4 separate regions of the Homo sapiens genome follow, and all the other regions are linked to region 4. The links are chromatin contacts, found by Hi-C or POLR2A ChIA-PET in ENCODE. All regions are on one chromosome and are shown on one strand. Each heading gives the region's core, a stretch centred on a gene start or an enhancer-like site at or near the end of the contact. The rest is flanking DNA. Distances are from core to core; before and after follow the strand shown.

What was found. A loop is a pair of places that touch in the nucleus more often than their neighbours do. ChIA-PET counts read pairs that join two places held with the same protein, here RNA polymerase II (POLR2A). Pooled maps may share reads with other maps.
Region 1: a map with no recorded cell type shows a loop between it and region 4 (3-fold over the local background). The contact joins two enhancer-like sites. A Hi-C loop is called at or near these places in 1 of 168 maps with a recorded cell type or tissue (GM12878), 4 of 37 single-sample maps with no recorded cell type and 3 of 50 pooled maps.
Region 2: a loop to region 4 is called in a map with no recorded cell type, with 10 times the contacts of the local background. The contact joins two enhancer-like sites. A Hi-C loop is called at or near these places in 15 of 37 single-sample maps with no recorded cell type and 6 of 50 pooled maps. POLR2A ChIA-PET finds 5 or more read pairs at or near these places in 1 of 52 experiments (activated B cell).
Region 3: a map with no recorded cell type shows a loop between it and region 4 (4-fold over the local background). The contact joins two enhancer-like sites. A Hi-C loop is called at or near these places in 1 of 168 maps with a recorded cell type or tissue (GM12878), 23 of 37 single-sample maps with no recorded cell type and 5 of 50 pooled maps.

Annotation. Positions count from the first base shown.
Region 1 is chr7:37,829,664-37,835,925 of GRCh38, reverse strand. No RefSeq gene overlaps it. Among named protein-coding and RNA genes, the nearest start is that of NME8, 16 kb to the left of the region's middle. RefSeq lists an enhancer at 3,338-3,437. Within about 2 kb of position 3,570, at least 2 of the 41 ENCODE cell types and tissues checked have a DNase peak (open chromatin) inside an H3K27ac peak, as active enhancers do.
Region 2 is chr7:37,782,359-37,788,490 of GRCh38, reverse strand. No RefSeq gene overlaps it. Among named protein-coding and RNA genes, the nearest start is that of NME8, 63 kb to the left of the region's middle. Within about 2 kb of position 1,635, at least 3 of the 41 ENCODE cell types and tissues checked have a DNase peak (open chromatin) inside an H3K27ac peak, as active enhancers do.
Region 3 is chr7:36,940,340-36,947,186 of GRCh38, reverse strand. All of the region lies in intron 16 of ELMO1 (engulfment and cell motility 1), which reads left to right. Among named protein-coding and RNA genes, the nearest start is that of MIR1200, 24 kb to the right of the region's middle. RefSeq lists an enhancer at 4,087-4,156. Within about 2 kb of position 3,411, at least 3 of the 41 ENCODE cell types and tissues checked have a DNase peak (open chromatin) inside an H3K27ac peak, as active enhancers do; they include GM12878, where a contact is called at or near this core.
Region 4 is chr7:37,331,721-37,337,898 of GRCh38, reverse strand. All of the region lies in intron 2 of ELMO1 (engulfment and cell motility 1), which reads left to right. Among named protein-coding and RNA genes, the nearest start is that of ELMO1, 110 kb to the left of the region's middle. Within about 2 kb of position 1,503, at least 7 of the 41 ENCODE cell types and tissues checked have a DNase peak (open chromatin) inside an H3K27ac peak, as active enhancers do; they include GM12878, where a contact is called at or near this core.

The DNA.
Region 1 (6,262 bases), core at 2,321-4,820, 500 kb before region 4:
CATGTAGCTGGGACTACAGGCACCTGCCACCATGCCCGGCTATTTTTTTTTTTTTTTTTGTATTTTTAGCAGTGGTGGGGTTTCACTATGTTGGCCAGGCTGGTCTTGAACTCTTGACCTTGTGATCTGCCCACCTTGGCCTCCCGAAGTGCTGGGATTACAGGTGCGAGCCACTGCACCCGGCCCAAGATGTCACTTTTAATCGAAATTATTCTATAGATTCAATGCAATCATAATAAAAATCCCAACCATTTTTTGTTGCACTTGACAATCTGATTCTAAAATTGATTTGGAAATGTCAAGTACCCAGAAGAGTCAGAAAGAAAAAAGGTAGAAAACGTGCACTTTACTATTAAACTACAGCAATTAAAATGGTGTGGTAATGCCATGTATAGATCAATGAAAAAAATACAGAGTTCAGAAAGAGTCCCACACATACTGTCAATTTATTTTCTCCAAAGACATCAAGGTAGTTCAACAGGGAAAGGAAATTCTTTCAAATAAATGATGCTGGAAAAATTTAAACTCCATATGGAAAATAATGAACCTTCACCTTCATAAAATATGCAATGTAGTTCAGATGGATCACAGACTTACACATAAAAGTTTACAACTATAAAGCTTTTCCAAAAGTATAGAATATTTTTACAATCTTGGGATGGTAATCAAATATTTCTTAGAACACAAAGAGTCATCATAAAATTTTAAAAGTAATAACTGGACTTAATCAAAGTTAAAAACCAAGTCTATGCCAAAAATGATTAACTTTCATTAATAATAATTTTAGAAAGCTCTGAACAAACTAAGAGTTGAGAAATAATTCCGTCTGAAACTTACAGCTAACATTGTATGTAAAATCAAAACATTAGAAACATTCTAATTAGGCTAAAACCATACAAGAATATTCACAAAATCCCATGTTCATGGATTGGAAGACTTAATATTGTTGAAATAATCATATTCTTCAAAGTGATCTGCAGTTTAAATGCAATTTCTATCAAAATCCCAATGGCATTTTTTACGGACATAGTAAAAACAATCCTAAGATTCATATTAAACTATAAAAGATCCAGAAGAACCAAAACAATCTCTAGAAAAAAAAAGAAAGCTGGAGGCATCATAGTTCCTGATTTCAAAATATATTACAAAGCTACTGCAATTAAAACTGTATTGTATTGGCTTAAAGATAAACACATAAATCAATGGAATAGAATGGAGAGTGCAGAAATAAACACACACACATATGATTAATTGATCTTTGACAAAGATGCTAAGAATACACAGTAGTTTCTTCAACAAATGTTAGGAAAACTGGATATTCACATGTGTATATTACACCACACACAACATTCAACTCAAAATAGATTAATGACTTACATGTAAGACCTGGCCAGGGTTGGAGGCTCACACCTGTAATCCCAGCACTTTAGGAGGGCAAGGTGGAAGGATCACTTGAGTTCAAGAGTTCGAAATCAGCCCAGGAAACACAGAGAAACCCTGTCTCCACAAAAAATAGCCTGGTGTGGTAGTGCACACTTGTAGTTACCTGCAGTTACTTGGGAGGCTGAGATGGGAGGATCACTTGAGCCCAGGAGGTTGGGGCTGCAGTGAGCTTTGATTGTGCCACTGCACTGCAGCTGAGTGACAGAACAATATCTTGTCTTTAAATAAATAAATAAATGTAATACCCCAACTATAAAACTTCTAGAAGAAATCATAGGGAGAAAGCTTCATGATAATGATCTTGGCAGTGATTTCTTGAATACAACACCAAAAGCACAGTCAACAAAAGTAAAAAATAGACAAGTGGGACTACATAAAATTAAAAAGTTTCTGTACAACCAAGGAAATAATCAATAGAGTGAAAAAACGTATAAAATCAGATAAAATATTTGTCAACCATATTTATGACAAGCCGAAACATATAAGGAATTCCCACAACTCAGTAGCAGAAAAACACTAAAATGCTAAAATAGCTGAGAATTTCATCTTAATCCTGTTATTTAATTTCATCAGTGAAATCGAAATCAACTCTTCATTTGAATATATTCTGTCTGAAGTCCTCATATGAATTTTCATTGCAAATGTTTATAAAAACTACCCCTGACATTATTTATTACATTTGAATTTTATTTAATATAATTAATAACGTGTAAGTGTAACTTCTCAAGACGTCCATAAGGTGGCAGTGTGCACTTCCGTAGTGGCGGTTGAGCAGCAGCGCAACAGAAAATCAGATAAACATCTACGCGACCACGTTCTGCTGCCAAGGCTCTGAAGCCCCCCTGCCCTAGACCATTTGGAGCATCAAACATGTAAAGAGTTCTGAGCTCATACCCGGGGGCTCGGCGTTGTCTTTTCTGTTGCTCATCATCTTACGCCCCAGTTCTAAAATGACACCCCCATTTGGAAATGCATGAACCTCTGTAATTCACACGTACCCAGGTGGTCCTGCAGCCTAGTTTCCAGTTTTAGGTCTCAGTTCCGAGTGGAAAGCATTTCCTAGCAGCCTGACAATACAGCCAGAAAGCATGTTATGGGGTAAGGTGATAAATATTTGCCATATGAGCCGTCCCCCACCCTCCCACTTTTGTAGCAGACGTTACTAATCAATCATGATAGTTCGTGCTACTCAGCCTCCCCCTTTCTCAGCAGAACCCCAAAAGCTCCGACACAGGAGAGTCCCTGTCTTTAGAAGTGGGAGCCGATGCCCAGAAATCCCTAGGATTCCAACACAAGTATGGAGGTGTCGTCACACATCAACCATGAACAGCAAGAATAACCCCTCAAGACTAGACCCCGCACAAAGCAGGGACTACCCCACTCCTTCTCTCATTAATCCTACCACACTCTCTACCATGGCCCCTGAGGACCTAAACTGTATTTTGCATTTTCAACCAAATTGATATTATTTTTATTAGCATAATCAATTTTTCTTCTCTCCTGAATTACTTTCCATTAGCATTTTAATCTCTGATGGCACAGTATTTTTTTAATTCTCTTGTATATCAAAATTTTAACTTTCCCCAGAAGCAAATGTAGGATTTGATATAAGTCTGGATCCCAAAACGGAACTCCCAGAAGACCTCGATTACAACCAAAGACCTGGATTATAGTTCCATCTTGAAAGTTATTTCTAGAAGATGGATCTGCCATCCAGAACGGGGAAATGAGGCTGGGCAGAATAGCCCTAAAAAGGAGTAGGGAGATGAGAGAAAGGAAGAAAAATTGCTGGTTCATGGCCATCGACATTATGCTTTCTTCAAGTGAAGATCTATGATTTGATTAAGTTCCTGATTCTAGAATGGCATCTAGGCCTAGGACAAACATCCCCAACTGGGGAAACTGGTCTGGGAAAAATATCCTCAACCTTGTCTTGGGGCAGAGGTGCAGGTGATGATGATGGCAGTGTCAGCAAGTACATCCAGGGACCAGATGGTGCCAGGGTCACTGCAGTGGCAGCATCAGAGCTACCAGGAGAAGCCGTGGGGTGGCACCCCACGCCCACAGTGGGTGGAAGAGGAGAAGCGTGACTCCCCAGGAAGCCTCAGCTGTGATAAGGGCTGAGAAGGCAGCTGCCAAGTCCACCAGGCATTCTGCCAAGGAAGGGAGGCACCCGCATCTGGGAACTTAAAGAGCTGTCCTGGTGATAGAATCTGTCTGGGGAGGCTCAGCAAGATTCTGCTATTTTTTTTCCCATGTAACCCAAGAAATACTCCATTTGTTGTGAATTTAATATTACATAGAAGAATGTTTATACTATGTTCCTATGAATATTAAATATACTGTTCTTCACAATGAATGATGGTGACAACTCTACGTGAAAAAATGATAAAAACAGTGTCCCATACACATAAATAATTTCTAAATTCTGTTATATTTAATATATAAATCTTTAATATGATATACTACTGAGCTTTTTTTTTTAACCATCATATGTTGCAATTTTTGCTTACTCTGGTATATTTTCAAAATACTCTTAATTCTTGCAGCCCTTCTCAACTGGGTTTCTGTAAAAAAATTACTTGCGGGCATTCGTTTAACTTCACTAGAAAACTTTGTAATACTGATATTTTAAATGGATCAAAACCCATAAATCCAATTCCTATTCTTTTCAGTTCATATGCTTTAAGGACGGACATACTCAGACCAGGATACATAAAAATCTTGGAAATAATGAGCCTTATTATTGCAGTGATTCTATTTTTTTTTTTCTGATTTTCATCTTAGCTTAATCTTTTTATCCCCTTTGTGAACAAAAGCTCTCTGAAAAAGAATCTGGAGGAAAGAGATTTTATTCCAGAGAACTGTTTGCAAATCAGGCAGACATGCAGGCCGCTGTGTAAAATGAAGGTCCATTCCAGAGAATGAAGGGATGGCATGCCTGGGGTTTTATAGGAAAAGTCCCCACCCAGGTTCCCAACCAGGTCTATTTATGCAAACAAAGGGTTGAGTCTTGTTTGGTTTTGACTGGCTGACAGAGCTGAGTTCTGATTGGCCCAAACAGCTGAGCCTTAATTGGCTAGGGGAGGTGATCTCTGGTTGCTTCCCAAGCCCCAAACCAGCAGTCCCTGTCAGATGTTTCTTTCAAATGGCCAATGGGGCCTGGGGCTTGCGGCACTGGGAGGTGTGGGCAGGTGCTGTGCTTTTTGCAGCAGTTTATCTTGTAGCCCAACAACAGAACAGGAGCTGGTTCAGCTTGATTGTAGAATGGGAGGTCCTTTGATACTTTTACAACATCTTTCTGAGAGCGCAGAACATGTGACCATTCTGTCACCCAGCTATGGACACCTAGTTCTGTTTTAACTTTGAGCTCCTCAGTTAGCCACAGGGAGTCCATTTTGTCTGGGGGCATACTTTATCACCTTTCTTTTCCAAATCTTATATTATCTGATTGAACTGCACACTTTAGCACTTAATTATATCGGTATACAACGCTAGTTTATTTAGAATTGTTTTTTCGCTAGTTGTTTCAACTGCACGTGCCTTGCCTTCCTTAAGTGAGTGTGAACTCCTGTAGGCAGGAATTGCTGAACACACATTTGTTTTGTTGTCTATAATTTCTAAAAATTCACATTTCATTAAAATAGCCAAAGTTACCCCTACTAAACAACACTTAGAGGCAATTAGATTAGATTGCTTGTTGGGCTCAGTGAATCACTTCTTGTTAGTCATGGAACCATAGTTCTTTAAGCATTGGGTACTCACATCTCTGGTAGATGTGAATTAAGAAATTAATCCAGGATGCATTTTGGAATGTGTAATTATCATTCCTGAAGCCACACACAGTCACTGCTCTTAGAACTGGAAAGGACTTCTCTTCTTATAGATGCAGCATTTGAGACTCAGAGCTGATAAGAAAATAGCCTGATTAACAGACTTCAATGTTGAAGACATTTGAAATTCAAAGCGGAGCACTGCTTTTTCTCAGATTTAGAATTAAAAGGGAAAAAAGAAACAAGTGACTTTCACATTTGGTGCGAAGCTTGAAAACATACTCTTTTCTTTACTCACTGGCACATCTGAGCACACACATTAACCCTTCCTCACCTGAGACAAATTGTAAAGAATCTACATGCGCCTCCATATATGCGCACCTCTTCCCTCCCCTTCTACCCTCTGCCATTGCAGTCAGGGAAGACAGTGGCTAAGATGTGCAGTGTGTTACCTTTCCCATGAGTACTTGCATTTTTAAACTTCCATTTTCATTTTGGTAGAGACAATGCGTGCTTCCCTACATATGCTCTCATTTCCTTCTCGGTCATGCTGGTAAGTCTGCAATGCTAGTTCCTGACAGGCAAGGTCATGTGATGTAGTCTAGCCAGTGGCCTGTGACTAGAAATGGCACCTTCAGTTTCTAGCAGGGGGTCTGCCACCGCCACATTCTCTTTTCTTTACTACCCTTAATAATCACAAGACAGAAGGAGCCTGGATCTTTGAGTCACTGGCTCGAGCTAGCCCTAGTTAACCTGCATGGGCCTTTGTGTGACGGACAAATCAACCATCAGTGTGCTACGCCACTGGGATTTGGCAATTTATTTGTTCCTCAACATATTCTTATTAATTCCTTCTAATACATTTACATAAAGAAATATGTGTTCATCAGAGACAAATCAAAATAAGAAAAAAATCAGTACTTTGCTGTTCAATATATCCTCACACGTTTTTCTATAAGTGTATCCATACAAGTCAGAACCAATTGTATCCGTAATAATTCCATGTTGCTGCATGTTACACAAAACCCAAGTAAGAATGGTTTAAA
Region 2 (6,132 bases), core at 386-2,885, 450 kb before region 4:
GTGTGTACACCCGTTGGTATTATTCATAATATCTTAGAAGGCTATTACTCCTAATATCACAGTAAATGTACACCAGCGTGTATATCTGGTGATATTATTCATAATATCTTAGGAAGATATTTTTTATAATATCACAGTGGAGGTACACCCTGTTATATTATTCTTAATATCTTTGGGGAATGTTCTTCCTAATATCACAGTGGATGTACACCCTGTCATATTATTCGTAATATCTTAGGGGGACATTACTACGAATACCTCACGGTGTGTACACCCTGTAATATTATTCATAATATCTTAGGGAGATATTACTCCTAATATCACAGTGGGTGCACACTCTGTGAAATCATTCATAATATCTTAGAAGGATGTTACTCCTAATATTAAAGTGGGTGTACACCCTGTGTTATTATTCATAATATCTTAGGGGGATATTATTCCTAATAATACAGTTTGTGTACAACTTGTGTGTATGCCCTGTGATATTATTTGTAATGTATTAGTTGCTTATTACTCCTAATATCACAGTGGGTGTACACCTTGTGATATTATTTGTAATATCTTAGTGAGATATTACTCCTAATATCACCAATGTTGTACACCCTGTGTCATTATTCGTAATATATTAGGGGAATATTACTCCTAATATTCCAGTGGGTGTACACTCGGTTTGTACACCATGTGACATTATTTGTAATATCTTATGGGGATATTACTCCTAATATCATAGTGGATGTACACCTGTTGTGTACATCCTGTGACATTATTTGGAATATCTTATGGGGATATTGCTCCTAATATCACAGTGGGTGTGATATTATACCCTGTGATATTATTCATAATATCCTAGGGGGAATTTACTCCTAATATCACAGTGGATGTACACCGTGTGATATTTTTCATAGTATTTCAGGGGAATATTACTCCTAATATTATCTTTTATAAGGATATAATTTACCATAGTCATTTGCTAATCATGATCAGGGCAGGCAATGAGAGCAGTTTACTGGAACCAAGACTTCGCTAACCTCAACAGTCTTTAAAACCATGTGAAAAATGAGGAAGCGAGAGAATAGCTTTAGACTGAAGGCTCACAAGGAGGAACAGTGAAAATGAAGAGCCCAGATGAGCCATCCCAGCCACAAAGGAATGTTTATCTCTACAGTTAGTGGTGAAACACATTCGAGAATATTCTCATAAGTAAATGCTTCATTTTCACTCTCAATGTCTTATTTTCAGAAATATTTCTTATTAAAATGAAACACTTAAAAGGTATTTTTCAATGCTGTTTCTCATTGTACTTTTATGTATTGCCCCAAATGTTTCACATTCAGAATGAAAACGACCTGTGGCATGACTTCCTGTGAGACTTTTGTATTCTCAGCAGTAAGCGTCCAATATTTATAACTATAATTTTCCATTTTCAAAGGTCCCTTCTCTCATCAACTGCCATTTGGACATATGGTTTTCTTTGAAGTCCAATCCTCTGGTGATGTAACTTCAACAATGAGGGTTGTTTTCCTCAAAAGTTTTTAATTTTCATATGTCAACCTTCTCACTTTCTGCCCTAACTTCACAGTCATCTGTAGCTGTGCTAAGACATCAAGGCATACTTTTGAGGAAGTATTGGGTGACTACACCCTAAAGATGGAAGGAACTAGCAGTTACAGGAAAACTCAGCACCAAATCATATTATTGCTCAGCTACAGGAATTCAAAAGGACAAAAATGCATAATGCAAGTGCGTTATGGCCTACGTTTAGGTAACAACTGATAAAGTTCTCATTTGCTTTGGAAAAGAGTAAGTATTGTCCCCACCTGTGCCATCTGCTCCACAATCATCCAACAGTGCTTGTGGCCACAGAGATGTAAAACAACAGAATCCAAATGTTATGGAGCCATATGCTTAATTATTTCAAAAAAAGCTCTCAATAAAAGATAAGATTTTAATTCTTATTATCAAAATCAAATATGTACCAATTCAACTCAGCTGGAAAATTTCACATGAAACCAATTTTTCAACTAATTTTAAACAACTCTACTTAAATGAAATTAATTCAAAAATATAAAACCTGGGTTATAGTCCTGAATTTGGACGTATTATCTGACAGTTCCTTATTTTTCAGATAAAACGTGTTCCTGGAATCTTCAGGAGAATGTATGTTCCCATAGAAACCGTGCTATATTTAGGGATTGCTTGTCTAACAAAGGACAAACTAAGAAATAAGTTAGATGTGACCAAGAGTGGAGTATAAAAATAAAAATCAGCTACAATTTGGAACTATGACCAACACAAACTTTAATTGTTCACATTGATGATATTACGATTTCAAAGTACTAAAATCTGTACATATTGCATTTGCAACACAGCTAGAAGAATGCAGGTGTTTCATATATTTTCTTACTATACTCAGAATTCAGCACTTTTTTCTTGGGTAGTGCCAAGATTTTAAAGAAAACTAACAATTCCTTAATACGAGAGCTCAGAAATAATTTACTCCAGAATAATATAATTCTCTTATTTAAGAGATGAAGCCACCCCAATTCGGAGTTTAGGAATTTACCACAAGGCCACAGGGCTACTTAGGGAGAAGATAAAGATGAAAACCAGGGTTTGTGTTCCAAGTCTTTATTTCCACTGCCCCATGATGTACACATGGCAAGGAATTTGAGATAGTCTCTGGCAGACACATTAACTATCTATGGCTTCATTTTCCACCTTCTTTTTGCTATCTGGAATCTTATTTTTGAGTTGGAACTTAACCTTTAAGTAGAAGTTTATTTTTAAATCCTAGAGAATTAAAATTCTTTAAACATAATTATTTTCCCCCTCTAAACTGTTAAATTAAAACATTAACATAAATGATTAGCCTAATTTCATTTTCAGAAGACAAAGTCAATCTGTCCTCGGCTGAGGCAAGTCCAAAGCAAATGCTGCTGGAGATGCCACCAACTTGCTCACTTCTCCTTTTCCATGGAAGTGCCATTTGAAATGGCCATTGCTGGGCAATCTCTGCTCCTGAAAGAATGGGTGGAGGTCACTTTTCTTCTCTAGAGTCCTTAAATTGCCACTCTGAAGTATTTTTAGGAAAGTGGTAACAAAATCTGCAACTGCCAATTTCCAAACCTGTTTACACTCAAAAGTCATTAGCCAAAAACTTGAGATGCCAGGCTTGGTGCCCTGTTTGATCTAAAAAATCCCAGAGTCTTAGCCAACCTAGAAACTAGGAGTAGTGTGTAGGCTCTTCACACTAGGCACCTACATTCATAAAGTATCTCTCTTTATTCATCTTTCCTTCTCTGCGTATGTGCATGTCTCACTCTGTCTCACTCTTGATTGAATGTATCCATGCTCTGGGATGCTTCCAAAGTGTTAAGATACACAGTGCCCTAAAAAGGCCATCTTTGGAATTTGGAGAACCCTCCAGCTGTAGTGGATTTGAGATGGTCACGTTGGGTGGCAGAGCTGGTTAAGAAAGGAGGATAAACTGAGAATCTCAGAGCCAGGGCATTTCAGTGCTTTCCACTCAGGCTGACTCTCTGGGTTCTGTTGCTAAAGTATTTTACAGGGAAGAAACAGAACCCAGAGAGGTAGCCTGAGGAGAAACCACAAAACGGAGATTTCCCAGCAATGGTACAATAGACCTTTCTTCCATTGAGACATGAGATTTCAAATGAGAAGTGTCCAGATAGGTTATCCCATCCCTGTCTTCCACTTTGCAGATGAGAGATGAAGGCCCACAAAGGACATTCTGTCTCTCTCACTCCTCCCCCAGAGGAAGGTGATCCAAGGCAGCATTTCTGAGCATCCATAGGACCAAGAAAACAAGCATGTTAAAAAAAAAATTATTATCTGGCATTTATTTTCTAGTCTAGATATAGTCTCAAATAATGAAATCATAGTTGGCACACAAAAGTCTTGGATGGTTGAAAGCTGTGGATATTAGTCTTCAAATATTTATAAATGCATACCCTGCCCTATAAGAGTGCTCTCTACATCTAACAAAATGATAAATGATTTTAAGTGCAGCAAGAGAGTTGAGATTAGCCACTAGAAGGGATCTCTAATGAATACAGAGAGAGATTTATGCTGGCCTACGACATCCTCCTTTTATATGCTTGACCATAATTCCTACCATGCCACGCTCCATCCCTTGGATTTTATTTTGCTCCTGGAGCCCACCCAGCTCTTTGTGCATTGTGATCTTTCCACCTGTGGGTTTCTCTGCCTGGAGTGCTTTTCTCACTTCCACATGTGGGGCAGTCCCTGGTCATTCCATTCTCAGTATTAATGGCACCTACTTGGGGAAGGCTGCTTTGACTGCCACAGTGTTAGGAAACTGCTCAAGCACTATCACATTATTCTATTTGAATTCTTTGCATATGACTTTCCACCAGATGTTTTTATTGCCCTATTACTTGGCATGGGTTCCTTGTCCGCCTTCTGCTGAGATATTCTGCCTCCAATATCTTAGTGGACTTAGTCACTATACTTTAAAATCAAACAAGGCACCCCCACCTGGCATTTTATAGTCTTGATCAGTGTAAACAGGGAGGGTAAACAGGTTTGAGAATTAGCAGTTGCTGATTTAGCTAACACTTTTCTAACAATATATTCCACATGGCCCTAACTATATTGTTTATTGTTATTTCCCAATGCCCAGAATAATGCCTTGCACATATTTGTTCAAGTAATTCAATATTTTCAATGATGGTCTAACTATACATGATTTTCTGAGAATAGTCGTGGAATAACCCTTCTTTTGTAGATAGCTATTTAATCATTCTTAACTTCATTTTCAAAACTTTTCTGGGATCAGTGTTGAATGTGAGGAGAACTGACCTAAAAAAAGGCTCTATCAAATCCATATACATTATTTTGCAGGGAAGGAACAGAACCCAGAGAGGCAGCCTGAGTAGAAAGTATTGAAATGCCCTGGCTCTGAGATTCTCAGTCCATCCTCCTTTCTTAACCAGAACTGGTACCCAAAGGGATCTCTCAAATCCCCTACAGCTGGAGGTTTCTCCATTTCCAAAGACAGCCTTTTTAGGGCACTGTATATCTTTATTTTAATATTAATATATGTGTTTCTTTATTAGTATAGTAAATACAGTATCTAGTGACAGGTTTAATGGTCACTGTAATATTGAAGTCATGATTTGCATAAATGGTATTCTGAGAATTTGCCACAGTTGCAGTGTAATGTTAAATGATCTGTGATTCCTACTGGTGACAGAGACACTGGTTTCTCTAATACAATTCTCCTTTTTTGTCTATATTTATAATAGATGGAAATGACAGATTTAGTTATAGATGAGTGAAAAATAAAAGTCAATTGTTTTCTGATCCCAGTTCACAGTTGAGGGCATTGTATATCTTAACACTTTGGAAGCATCCCATAGCATGGGTACATTCAATCAAGAATGAGAGAGGGAGGAGCAAGATGACTAAATAAAGCCCTCAATTTATCATCCTGCCAAAGGAATATCAAATTGAACAATTATCCACACAAGAAATCACCTTCTTAAGAAGCAAAATTCAGGTGAGCAATCACAGTATGTGGTTTTAACATCAGATCAAGGAAAGGGGAATGGAAGAGGGTAAGAAAGACAGTCTTGAAACACACCTTTCCCATCATTCCACAGCACCATGTGGAGCATGGAGAGATAATTTGTGTGCTTGCAGGAGGAAAAGTGAGTAATTGTGGGGCTTTGCATTGGAAATCAGTGCTTCCCTGTAACAATGGAGAGCAACACCAGGCAGAATCCAGCTTTTGCCCATGGAGGGAGCATTCCAGAGGAGAATCGCTCATCTTAGTGGCCTGAACCTGAGCTTCAGTTAGCTTCACCACTGCAGGTTAAAGTGCTCAGGGTCCTAAATAAATTTGAAAGAAAGATAGTCTAGGTCACAAGAAGTGCAATTCCTGGGCACTCCAGTGGACTTGGAGTGCATGTGACCTAGTGAGACACCAGCTGAGATGTCAGGGCCAAGAGATTGCTTTCATCACCCTTCCCCCAACTCCAGGCATCACAGCACACAGCTCTGAGACTTCTTCCACTTGAGGGAAGAACAAAGAAGACTTTGTTTTGTAGCTTGAATATCAACTTAGCCACAGTAAAATAAAGCACCAAG
Region 3 (6,847 bases), core at 2,162-4,661, 390 kb after region 4:
ATTGGGTACACAGGGACATAAGAGTGGAAACAGTAGACACTGGGGACTCCCAAAGCAGAGAGGGAGCAGGGCAAGGTTGGAAAAACTACCTATTGGGTACTGTGCTCACTATTTGGGTGACGGGTTCAATAGAAGTCCAAACCTCAGCATTGTGCAGTATATCCATGTAGCAAACCTGCACGTGTACCCCCAAATCTAAAATAATTTTTAAAAAATAACAAAAAGATAAATTGACAATTAAAAAATAAATTAATTCATTGTGATTATTTTTAAATTTTGCTGAAGAGCCTATAGAGGAAAGGTGAGTGAGATGGGCTGGAGAAATTGGAGTCACAAGAATTAGATAAAACTGTTAAGTCATTTGAATAGATGATCTCACCGAGGAAGAAGGTGGGGAGTGAGAAGAGAAGAAGGGACCAGGACTGTGCATCTGCATTTAAGAGACAGGCAGGAGAAGATGAACTCCCAAAAGACTGAAGAGGATAATCAGAGAAGTAGAAGAGATGACTATTTTCAGTGAAAAATGGAGGATCTTGATGGTTTTAGAAGAAAGTGGGTTTTTAGGGAGAGCCCCCAACCCCTCATCCTTACCACAGATAACAATAGTCCTTTGGAAGGCACGGAGCAACACAAACACAGAGGTGGTTGCGGAACATGCCATTCTCATTTTAACTAAGGGTGGCTTTGAAGATTAAATTACAAAGAAGCAGTTGGGAGAATTCCAGTTTTGGGTCTTGACAACTCTTTGTCTTCATAGCATAGCATGAGGGTCCAGTGGCCACTTGGGCAACAGATGCACTTACCCTGTAACCATGAATACCACTCATTCTCTCACTTACTGGGAGGGGACTGTAGTCCTCATAGCTGCCCCCAGTCTCCCTTTCTAGTGATGGAAATTTCCTTTATTGACAGGGAAACAGCAGGCTAATGGCACAGATGAAATGTAAATTTTGACAGCCCCGACAGGTAAATATTGGCTTTGCACAAACAAGTTTCTATAAATAACCTGTCTGCTGCAGAAACGCCACAGATGGCAGCAGGGCTGCCCAAGTGTTGATTTTTCCCAGGGTGCTTGGTGCAGAAAAGCACAGCTGTCAGCTTTGCTGTTCCTGTTCCCAGCTCAGGCTACCTCTGCTGTGCCTGCAGACTGTCCACGTCCCATCCTCCTTTGGCAGGAGAGGCAGGGACAGGTGGAGATCAGTCATTTCAATAACCTACCTCCGATGCCTTTCATTCCAGGATTCCAAAGGAGTTTCTTAAAAATGTCACTTCCTTGGGTTCTACAGTCCAAAGTGGGAATCTGTCTGATCTGGGGATGTGTTCGCCCCTTTTAATTAAAGTTGGTCCAGTTGAAAAGAAAATTGGATGGAGTGAGATACAGTCACTCTAGACTGTGTGCCACATGGCCCTGTTGCTAAAAATAGTACCGTCAAGGACTCTGGGCAGTATGTCAGGCTATTATGTTAGCAGGCATGGACTCTGACTTAAGGGGAATGTGAGGGGTATGGAGCCACAGCAAGTCATCTCACTGGGGAAATTTGCCCGATTTAACCCCATCCAGGGAGCTAAGGGAAACACAGTGAGCCACTATTGGAAAAACAGAGGCATTCTTATTTTTCAACTATGCAACTAAGAGCCCATAACTCTAATAAAGCTGATTGAGGTAATGACATTCTAAATGATCGTTCTAGGGATTCCCGGAAAGCTTCGTGCTAAGTTAAATGCCCGTCACTGAGGCTGGGCTCCGGTTTGGGGTATGCCTGTACCTCCCTCCTTCCCTCCCTAATGTTTATTTTCTGCTCCAACTTCTTTCCTTAGGCTCATTGACTTAGTGCATTTGTATTGTAAGCCCTTTCAAAACCCTTGTGAAAGTAGAAAAGGAAGAAACCATATAAAAGTGAGTCAGAGGATTCTAGAAGGTACCTAAGATAGCAATAGTAACTTAAAAACTTATTTTATATCCTACAAAGGCTTTGAGAAAATGTATGACAATAATGGACCTTGTGCAATTAAACAATCATAATTGAAAATTAGGAAGAAAACAATGTTGAGAACTGGAATAGGAAATCACCTGTGAATAATGAAGTAATGATGGTACCACACCCAGAGCAAACTTGTGGCGTTTTCTTTAGCCTTATCCCCGGAGAGTAGAGCAAAGCTGCCGTGAGTCAGCAGGCGTTGGAAAGGACAGCAAATACACTTGCTATTGCCCTGGGTTCGCAGAGTGAATTCAGGACCCTTTATTCCCACTTCAAGGCAACCAGTCACTGCTAGCATAGGCTCCTTTGCTTTTCTGGTGGGGCAGCCCCTTCTAGCTCTAATTCTACATTAAGAAGGTGTACTAGTGTTTTAGAGCTTTGGGCCTTTTCTCCCAAATCTTGTCTCCATGTATGAGGGCCTATGTTTTCACTAAGGGCTGGGAACACTTCCTAGGCTGGGCTACATCCACTCCATTGTGCTTCCCAATTACTTTCTATACAACTGGCTTCCAGCAGGCAACAAATCAATGTCTGTGAAGTCCCGTTGACTTCAAGGAGCTCCGGTCATCAGAGAAACTGATCTCCTCATTGGGGAAGAGACCAGTGACATGCTTCATGAGTAAAATTACAGCTTGATATTCACCAGTAGAACTTAGCAAGATGCTCAGCAGAGAAAATAATGAATCATCTTTTGCTAAGCCTGTGAGAAGGATAGAAAATATTATACGGGAGGTCCCAGGAGTAGAGTGAAAATCATGTGGGCTTTGAAATCAAGCAGACTTTAGTTTGAATCGTGCACTCCTTCGTGTGAGCTGGTGGACTTTGGTCAAGTTTGAGTCTCTTTGAATCTCAACTTCTCCATTTTAAAAATACAGATGGTGATAATTGGATTCTCAGGATTGTCGTGCCCAAGAAGCAGCCTAGTGTCAGGTGGCAAGCAGGGATTCTGGAGCCACATTGCCAAGTTCAGATTCCTGCTCTGACATTTACTAGCTGAGTCATCTGCAGCAAATTACTTAGCCTTTCTATGTTCATGTCCTTATGTTTAAAATAGGGAAAGTTGCCATGAGGAATAGTTAATCTATGTAACGTTCTAAGATCACTGTGAAGCACATAAGAGCTGCATGTGTTCTTGTGGCAATACCAGGTGGCATTGAGCAGAGATGCCCCACCTGTGGTACTCCCCACCTCCATCTTGCTCTCTTACTCTCCCTGTTCTTTTCTTGATCATTTTTATGTTTCCTGATCATTTTTTAAATGTGAAACCAGCCCTATTGTTGTGATTTTCCTAAAGGATTGTGCAGACCCTGTCTAGTGTATATCCACCCTCAGAGCAGAAGTTAGCATGACTTTCATGGAAAGCCAGGAAGGGAGCTCTCGAGGAAAAAGATGAGTGTTGTTATTCAGAACTGGGGTTAAGGTTTCATTTCCTTTTTGTTATGAAAATATGTTCTGCAATTGAAAACAAAAGTGCAAAGCGTTCTGAAAACTAAAAGTAATATACATGTTTCTTGAGTAAGGAGTGAATGAACTATTTAGAGGCATATAATACACTTCACTTATTCGAAGCATTAAATATTCCAGTTACTCATTCATTCAAACTTTCTTACGTAGCAGTTGTACATGGTTCTATGCCAGATTCTGGGGATAGAAATAGGAACAGGACAGTCCTTATCCCCCAAAACTCCAATCAAATTGTCTATGAATGAAATTGGTGATCAAGCAGTTGAACAAAGAGCCTCTCATGACTGAAGATCTAAAATGCCAACAGAGAGCACAGAGACAAGGAGAGGCCAGTGGCCCTTTTGTTAGGATGAGTGTGGCAGCTTAGCTGAGGCAGAGCTTACAAAAGGTAGGGGAAAGGGAAGACTGGATTTATATAAACACCGTGTTACTCTGAATTTTTTACGCATAAAAGAAAAGGTATTGTTGACAGTCACAGAACTGCATAACCATAGTAGATAAGGGATACTGAACGTACACAGTGGAAGGACTTTAATGAATGTGTCGCCTGCTCATTTGCATGTTCACCCACCTCGACCCGCTGCAGTGGCCAGCGTTGTCCCCAGTGTACAGATGTGGGAACTGGAGCTCAAAGGGAATGAGGCAGTAGCCCTCACCATGAGCACCTCTGAGGTAGGACCCAGGTTCCGCAGGTAGTCTGTGTCACACTGAACTGTCCCACATGCCAGCCTGCCGTGACCATGATCTGAAGGTGGCTGGTCATGGTGATTTTTGCTGCATGAGAATTCTGGAAGCTGTCAGTGGCGTGCTGTCAGGACTGCCTTTTTCCTTCCAGATCCTTGGACATCTTTTCTTCTCTTTCCTGCGAGCATCTTATCAGTTACTGAGAAAGGCCTTTCTGTACTGTGTATTCATTTTCTTGGGAAGTGTTCATTATAAGTGTAGATTTTTTACAGAGCCTAAAAAATTTCCTGGCTAGGGCACTAAATCTAATTAGCATGCAAAGCTGTGTATGATCTCATGTTATCATTCCTTCAAGCCAGAACACAGTGAACCCACCATCAAAGCAAGTGCTTTCTTAAAGGTAAACTATGCCATTTGTCCAGATTTATTCCCTCTCCATGCAAATCTATGGTTTTTATGTGACTAAAGATAATCTGTTGTCTACGCCAAAGAAAACGTCCTCTTCATTTCCCTCCTGAAATCCCCATCCATGTCATAAGCCTCCTCAGAGGGTGGCAGCACCCACCTGTCTCCTGAGACAGAGAAAATGTTGCTTTTAAGCCTCACTACAATTTGAGGGTTGTCACTTGTAATTACTTTATATTTCTATTTTAAGCATTGTTGACATGCTCTGGTAAATCATTTTGTTTTTCTAGATATAGCTGAGGGATCTTAGAAGTAAGTAATGTGCAGCTGCGCTTCCTGATAGAAGAGGAAAGACGTTCTAGATATGGCAGAGAGGGGGATGCCTCCTTAGTGAGTCAGGGTTGGGTGCCTCCCAGTGGCCTTTACTATTCTTTGATCCACATCCGCCAGGTTGTGAAGCAGCTACCTGGAGGTCTGGACTGACAGGGGAGTGCTTTGGACTATTGTACCTTGAAAAAAATTGTCTGTGTATAGCCATTGGTGAAATGATGATTGTATAGTCCATTGGTTTTATGTAAATTACAAATTAATGTTAACCTCTACCTCTAAAACTCTTGCTCCCTGGAAATCATTCAGCACGAAGCTAAGGTGATGCTAGCTTACTAACACGATTTCAAATCCAAGGCACCTGGGGTGGAGTAAGCAGAAAGGCTTAGGAAGCAGAATTCAAGTCCTGCCACTTCCCAGGTGTGTGATCTGAGGCAAATTGATTTACATCTCTGAGCATCAGTTTGCTCATCTGTGAAACCAGAGGAATGAGGCCCCCCTCTCAGGATGTTTTGTAGAGTGAATGCAGTATCTTCCAAATGGAGAAGATGAGTTCAATCCTTTGAAAGTACATGTTTGGCCATTTGCCCAGGACTGGTCACAAGACTGAAGCCATGGAACTTCTTCCTAGAGATCCAAATTATTAGGTTTGGCATTCTATTCTAATGGCCCTTTAGCAATGCCATGTCAAATGCTCAAAGTGACAATTTCTAAAGGGAACTGAGAAATTCATAGGTGTTATGCTAGGAGATAAAAGGCCTCACATGACCAAATGTTTGTGAAATGCTAGGTTTAAGAAGGTGAACAGATTTAACTTGTAGATGTTAATATGTTTGTAGATAAGAGATGGAGTTTCTCAAAACATTACATCATAGAATCCTTTCCTTTATCTCATACTCCCTTTCTTTCTTCTGCCCCACCCAACACATCGTGGAACCTGTGTAACCCAGAGCTTACTCTGAAAAACACTGATCTAAGGAATTCCAAAGTTAGTGTTCTCAGCTCTTGACACCTGTGCTAGCAGAAAGGCACATTGTCGTAGATAATGCAAATACCAAACACTATATAAAAAGCAAATCTGTGACTTCTGAATATACCTTATAGTAAGTGAAGGTGATTGATTCGAGCACTAGGCTTTTATTCTACATGTTTTTTATTTAGCTGAAATTTCAGAAATCAATTTATTCTTTTAGAGCCAATCTGGATAAGAAGTGATGGAATTTATCCAAAGAATGTAATACATAATTGGAAACAAACTTGGAATTTCATTTACATTATTTAGGCATATTTCATAAAATGCAGAGCTGAGAGCCGATGCTATCTCCTTCATGAACCTTCTCTAGATTTCCCAGCTATAAGTTATCTTTTCCTTCTCCAGACCAGTTATCACACTATCTGTGCCTCTCTTGTGCATTTATAACTTTCCTAACTATATAAATCTTCCTTTATAACTGTCGCTGTTAATGCAAGAGCTAATTGTGTGCATGGCTTGTCTCCCCTGCTGATGAAGAAACTCTTGTTGTAGAGTCCCCCAGTGCCTAGCAGAGAGCCTGCACATGCTAGACACTCAAATGTTTGACTTGGTGAGAGTTTCTTTTATTTCCCTAAGATTGTTAATTTGTCATTATTATTGTTACTAATAGTTGTCAATTAACTAATATTTCATGAACATCTATGTGCTAGGCAATTTGCATTGATTACTATACTCAATATTCACAACAGAACTCTGAAGTAGATACATGTCCCCTCCAAAAAGAAACTGAGGCTTTAAGAATTTATAAGTATCTTGCCCAGTATCAGAACTAATATTCTAAACTACAATTGTATCTTGCCCAAGCCTGTGCTTTAAATCACTAAATTACCCTCTTAAGGGCTAAAGAATATACAAATACCTGCAACCCAAAAGGGCAGCCTCAGAGGAGCTTTGGTAGTTCCCTATTCTCCTTAAGTCCCACTGTAGAAATAATCACCCCTAGGAATGAAAGACT
Region 4 (6,178 bases), core at 254-2,753:
GGCTCCCTAGTACTCTGTGATTTTTTTTTTCCATCTTGGCCACTCACCATTTCTGAGCAGCAGCTTTTCTGTTCCCTGCATAAACTCTTCAAGCCTCCAGTATTTCTTGTCTCTGCCCTGCCCCCTCAGGCCTTGCTTTTCAAGGAAGACACAGACCAGAAAGCTACCACTTCTGTCTTTGCCTAGAACTTCTCGGCCTACATATTTGCATGGCATCACAGACTACCTGATGCCTTTATCTCCTGCCTTCCTGTTTTGTTTTGCTTTTTCTACTGCTAGCAGAGAAGGGAAGAGGTGGTCCCAATTTGTTTCCAGTGCTTTCAGCTTATCCCAACCCCCAATGCTCCACATAGGTGTTTTTTTTTTTTTTTTTTTATACTTTAAGTTTTAGGGTACATGTGCACAACGTGCGGGTTAGTTACATATGTATACATGTGCCTTGTTAGTGTGCTGCACCCATTAACTCGTCATTTAACATTAGGTATATCGCCTAATGCTATCCCTCCCCCCTTCCCTTACCCCACAAGAGGCCCCGGTGTGTGATGTTCCCCTTCCTGTGTCCATGTGTTCTCATTGTTCAATTCCCACCTATGAGTGAGAACATGCAGTGTTTGGTTTTCTGTCCCTGCGATAGTTTGCTGAGAATGGATCCAAAGGACATGAACTCATCATTTTTTATGGCTGCATAGTATTCCATGGTGTATATGTGCCACATTTTCTTAATCCAGTCTATCATTGTTGGACATTTGGCTTGGTTCCAAGTCTTTGCTATTGTGAATAGTGCCGCAATAAACATACGTGTGCATGTGTCTTTAAAGCAGCATGATTTATAATCCTCTGGGTATATACCCAGTAATGAGATTGCGGGGTCAAATGATATTAGCCCATCCTTTCTACCCTACCTGGGGCTTTGTCCCAGCCATGTTCTCTTCTCTTATTCTTTTCTTCTTCTCTGTCTTCAACAGTGAACTCTTCTGTTTTCACCTTGGAAAATCCTCCCCTTGACCTAGTAACTCTCTTTTGGTAGTATTTTATTCTGTTTTTCCATTCCAGGCTTATTTAAATGTTACCAGTATATGCCATCTATGTTGTTCCATGCTTATTTTAATATTTGCATGAACAACAATTTACCTCTCTACAGGGCTCCCCTTTTTGGTGGCACCTCTGCCTTGGTTGTCCTCACCCTCTCGGTTACGCTCGGCAAAGCTGCCCATTCTCATCTTCTTGAAACTCTCCCTTCCTTCCTCTAGCTTCAGTGCCTGAGATTCTTCCTCCCTGTTTGATTCATCTGGGATTGTTTCCTTCCTGGTTCCTCTTCTTTCTAGATCAGTTCCAACCTCAGTGCTAAGCCCTCTGGTCTGTGTGTTCACTGTCGACACTCTTTGTCTTAGAGTCCATGTTCGCTCATGACGTTAAAGTTTCACCTCTGCCTACATACATAACAACAGTTCCCATCACCGGCATAGCCTGCCAGCTAACCACTAGTTTCATTTCTCTGTTGGGTGGATATATGGTTCCCCTCTCTAACTTCAGTTGTCTACAGACGAGACAAATGGTTAGTGAAACTGCCCATATGTTAACCTGAAGAAAGGAGTCTCACAGGTATTACCAACTTTTTGAGGTTATATCATGTAGAGGGGGGACCATTAGATATGTTCTTTTTTTTTTTCCTTGACGCAGGGTCTCACTGTGTCACCCAGGCTGGAGTACAAAGGCTCAATCAAAGCTCACTGCAACCTCTAATTCTGGGCTCAAGATATCCTCCTGCCTCAGCCTCTCGAGTAGCTGAGATTACAGGTGTGCACCACCATGACCAGCTAGTCTTTGTATTTTTAGTAGTGATGGGGTTTTGCCATGTTGCCCAGGCTGGTCTCAAACTCCTGGACTTAAGCGATCCTCCCACCTCAGCCTCCCAAAGTGCTGGGATTACAGTCCATGAACCACCACAGTGCCCTGCCTAGATGCGTTCTTTATGGCCCAAGTGTAGGAACTCCATCCTATTTGTGCTAGGAGACACATTTCACCTTCACCCAAGAAAAGCCAGCACGGGCCATCTCATCAGGCGAGGGGATCCATCATCTCTACCAAGTGTGCATCAGACAAATGCTTGGAGAAGATGTTCTGAGCATATTCAGGCCCAAAAAGGGCAATGGGAAGAGATACATAGTTTTCAACCTTAGTTCTGCTTCTCAAATGGCTTGGGGCAGAGGGGTGGCTGCCGAGGGCTTCCGGGCACCCCTCGCTCACTCCTGCTGCAGCACCTTTGTATTGTCCCATTTTCATTTGCGTATGATTTGGGGAAAGATTTTGTTTGAAAAAAGTTTATCAGTTTAAAAAAATAGACATGGATGATTCTTGAGCTTTCTGGTATTCCTGAGACTTCAGTCAGATTCTTTAGGGTGGCTTTGCATCCTTCCATATTTTTCATAAGCATTGTCCCTGGGCCAAGGTAGTGTCTGCAGGCACTGTATGTGATTCCCAGGTACCCCTCTGTTTTATAGAAGCTGCTCCTTTAGACGCTTGTTCCCGCACATTCATGGTCTTTTTTCATCTCTTGCCGTTTCCTTCTAAAAGTATGCCACCTTGAATGCCCCCTGCCTTCTCCCAGCTCTCTACTGCTTTAAATCCTGGCTTTGCTAAGCACTGCAGAGAGCCTCCTTTGTACTCAAACCTTTTCTGATCGCATTATAATGCAGTCTTTTCTCCAGTTTTCTAATTTCTTATATCATTTTCTTTGCCTGTAGCTTTTATTTGCAGTTAATATATTTCACACGTAACGTAATTTACATTTTTCTTTTTTCATGCTCACTTCTCTTGAAATAGATTATAAGCTCTTGGAGGTCAGCCAGTGGCTTACATACATTTGTATCCTTTGGTTCATCACATTGATCTCCGTTACTGTGTGTGTACAATAGGTTTCAATTCTGAACAGTGAAGATAAGAATAAAACACTGGTGGTCTTCATTCTCCAAACAGAAAAATTATAATAGCACGCCTACCCCAGTATATTGGGAAGGGTTTAATTCCCTAAAAGAAACACAGATGCATGTGTTTTAGGTAAGTGTGATTGCCTGCAGTTTTTCAACTACCATATTTCTATAGCATATTTAAGATATAATTCCATATGCATAAATTTGATTTACACAAGACCTTTGAAAAGCTCATTGAGTAAAACCCATTTGAGTTTTTGTACTTGACATGGAATTTTGCTCGTTAGTAGCAGTAATAATAACAGCAAGCACCACACACTATGTGGCAGGCAATAGAAGGCCTTGCACGTGGGATTTCATCACCTTACTACAGCCTTCAAGATCGGCTTAGGCTCCCTACTTCATAGTTATTCAAAGGTTCATTAACTTGCCCAAGATTACTCAGCTAGGAAGGTACTGATTTGAATCCAGCACTGTATAACACCAAAACCCAGGCAGTTTTTTGGTTTTTTTCTTGTTGTTGAGATGGAGTTTTGCTCTTGTTGCCCCGGCTGGAGTGCGATGGTGCAATCCTGGCTCACTGCAACCTCCGTCTCCCAGGTTCAAGCGATTCTCCTGCCTCAGCTTCCCGAGTAGCTGGGATTACAGGTGCCCGCCACCATGCCTGGCTAATTTTTGTATTTTTAGTAGAGACAGGGTTTCATCATGTTGGCCAGGCTTAGACATTGCCAAATGTCTCTTGGGCGGTGGACAGAGTCTCCTCCTGTTGAGAATGGACTAGGTCAGGGGCTCCTGAGCTTGCTTCTGTATCAGAATCACTCATGAAACATGTTGAAAATACACAGAGGATCATTGTGTAGTGATTCAAGGTTCAGGGATCCTTGTTTTTATGAAGCTCCCCTGGTGATGCTCATGCTGTTGGACCTACATTTGAAAACATTGTTGTGAAGCCCTTGAAATTTATCACTCTCCCTGCAGGAGCTACCTTTGGCTCCCACGGTAACTTTTAGTGAGTCCTTTAAAGATAGTGCCTCAATTTATCCATGAGGGAAATGGTCCTAAAAATTCTTAGCCTCTCCTTTACAGAGAGTACAAACATAGTTTTAAGAGCTCATTTTGCTCCAATTAAGAAAGCTGTAATAAAGACTGTGATACTGCACCATTGCTTTCATACCGTCATAATAGGTGAAATGACATTGGTAGAGGAATAGACATCCTTCATCTGATTTTTGCAACTTTTAGATTTGGTAATGTAACAGATATTTCTTAAACTTCCTTTAAAATGAAGTGACTGGGGTACTTACTTTTCTGGTTTTAGCTCTCTTTTCTTGTGTGAGAGAGTCTATATAACCTCATAAAATCTTAAAAATTTGCCAAGTTTTTGAAGAAAAACACAGCAAACATATCTCTCCCTTTAACTGAGCTGAGTTTAATTGAGCGAGAATGAACTCTGGCATTCTCCTTTTCCTTCAGCAAATGAAATGCAGATTTTTAGTTTGCTCTGTAGGTGGGTGCTGGTGGGATTCTCTTCTGTTCTACTTCCTTCCACAACACTGCCACTCTGAGAAGTTCGGGCAACTCAGGACACTCTTGTATTAACTATGTTTTCTTAAGACTTGATGACTAAGACCTCTGACATTTCTAGAACCTTTTGTGAATGTTACACTTTGTGCTTATTTTCCTGTTAGGTCAACAGGTTAATTGTGGCAGGATATCTAAATATGTGGATTTCAGTGTTGAGAAGGAACTCTGGGTACCCAGGAACAAACAGCTTGTACTTTAGGAGTATATAGACCAATGTGCAGTGTGTCCAGAACTCCAAGGAAATGAGAGCAGCCTCTAGCAAATAAAATATGTGCTTTTCTAGTTTCTTGTTCCTAGCTTTCCATCAAATGCATTCATGGGTCAATGGCATCACCATCATGCTTAACCCCCATCCCCACAATCTCCATAGCCCCTCAAATAGCAAGTCCTGTAAAATCAGCCTCCTAAGTGGGCTTGAGTCCATCCACCCTTTTTCCGTCCTAGCCGCCACTGCTGTAGCTTATTTCCCCTAGGTGGCTTCAGTAGCATAACAGCTGGCTGCCAGGCCACGCTTCTTCCTTCCCCTCCAATCCATTCCCCTAGGCCTAACATTCTGCACTGGCTTCCATTGCACTAGAATAGAATCCAGACGTCCTTGCTGTGTTGGCAGGGCCCCCTGCCCCCAGCTCTTGCCAGTGCACTGCCTTGCTTAGTGCCACTCTGGAGTTCCCCAACGCCACCATCTGAGTTCTCATCATATGCAAACATTTTCTCCTTTCACAAACACAAATTTCTTCCTACTTCCAAGTCTTTAAAAATGTGATTTTCTCTTAACTAGAAATTATCCTCCTCAGTTCTCTGCATGTCTAACACCTGTTTATTCTTCCATCCCAGATGAAGTGTAAGTTCCTTAGACCTTTCTCTAAGGCCTTTTCTGACTCTTCAGACCGGATGAGGGTGCTTGCTGTGTAGAACTTGTAACATCCCACAGGGCTCCACTTGTCAGCATTGTAATCACTACGTGATGCTCTGCATGGGCCAAGTATGTCCCCAGCGCCAGCATAGGGCCTGCACGTGGTAAACTCATAAGGAGTGTTGAGTAAAGGAAATAAGTGATATTTATACTTTTTCTGTCTATTGATACAGACAATAATACATGAACAGGAATGACTATGGTGAAGGCATTCTTTGCCTTGTTTGCACCATGTATTCTAAATACATTATTACATTTTATAAATTGGCTTTAGGAAAATCTTTGTGTGTCTTTCCATCAAAGCCATCTGTAGTTAAAAGACAATCAGTGACTTTGAGACAAACCAGCTCAAAATGATGATGGATGAATCCTTACTCTGGGACAAACTCGTGGCGATCTGTTTGGATTGATCAGCCTCATCATCATGAGATGCTCATAATTTCCGGCTGTCATTTCTTCGTTGACCACCCTGACCTGTATAAACAACCATCCATCTGCCTGTCTGCCTTGCTTATCTACATGGCTCTTGTACCTCAAACTCAGCATATTCAAACGGTCCTTGTTGTTCCTCCCACCTCAAACCCATACAGTTTTGCTTTTCTTCACGTTTTCCTTTTCTTGGTGACAGATGTGAACTACACCCAGTTTGCTCAAGCTGACACCATGTTGTGTCTTTTAGACTCTTTTTTTCTCCCTCATCTTTTTATCCAATCAGTCATCACAGAAAACTGTCTGCATCTGGTCTCGGTCA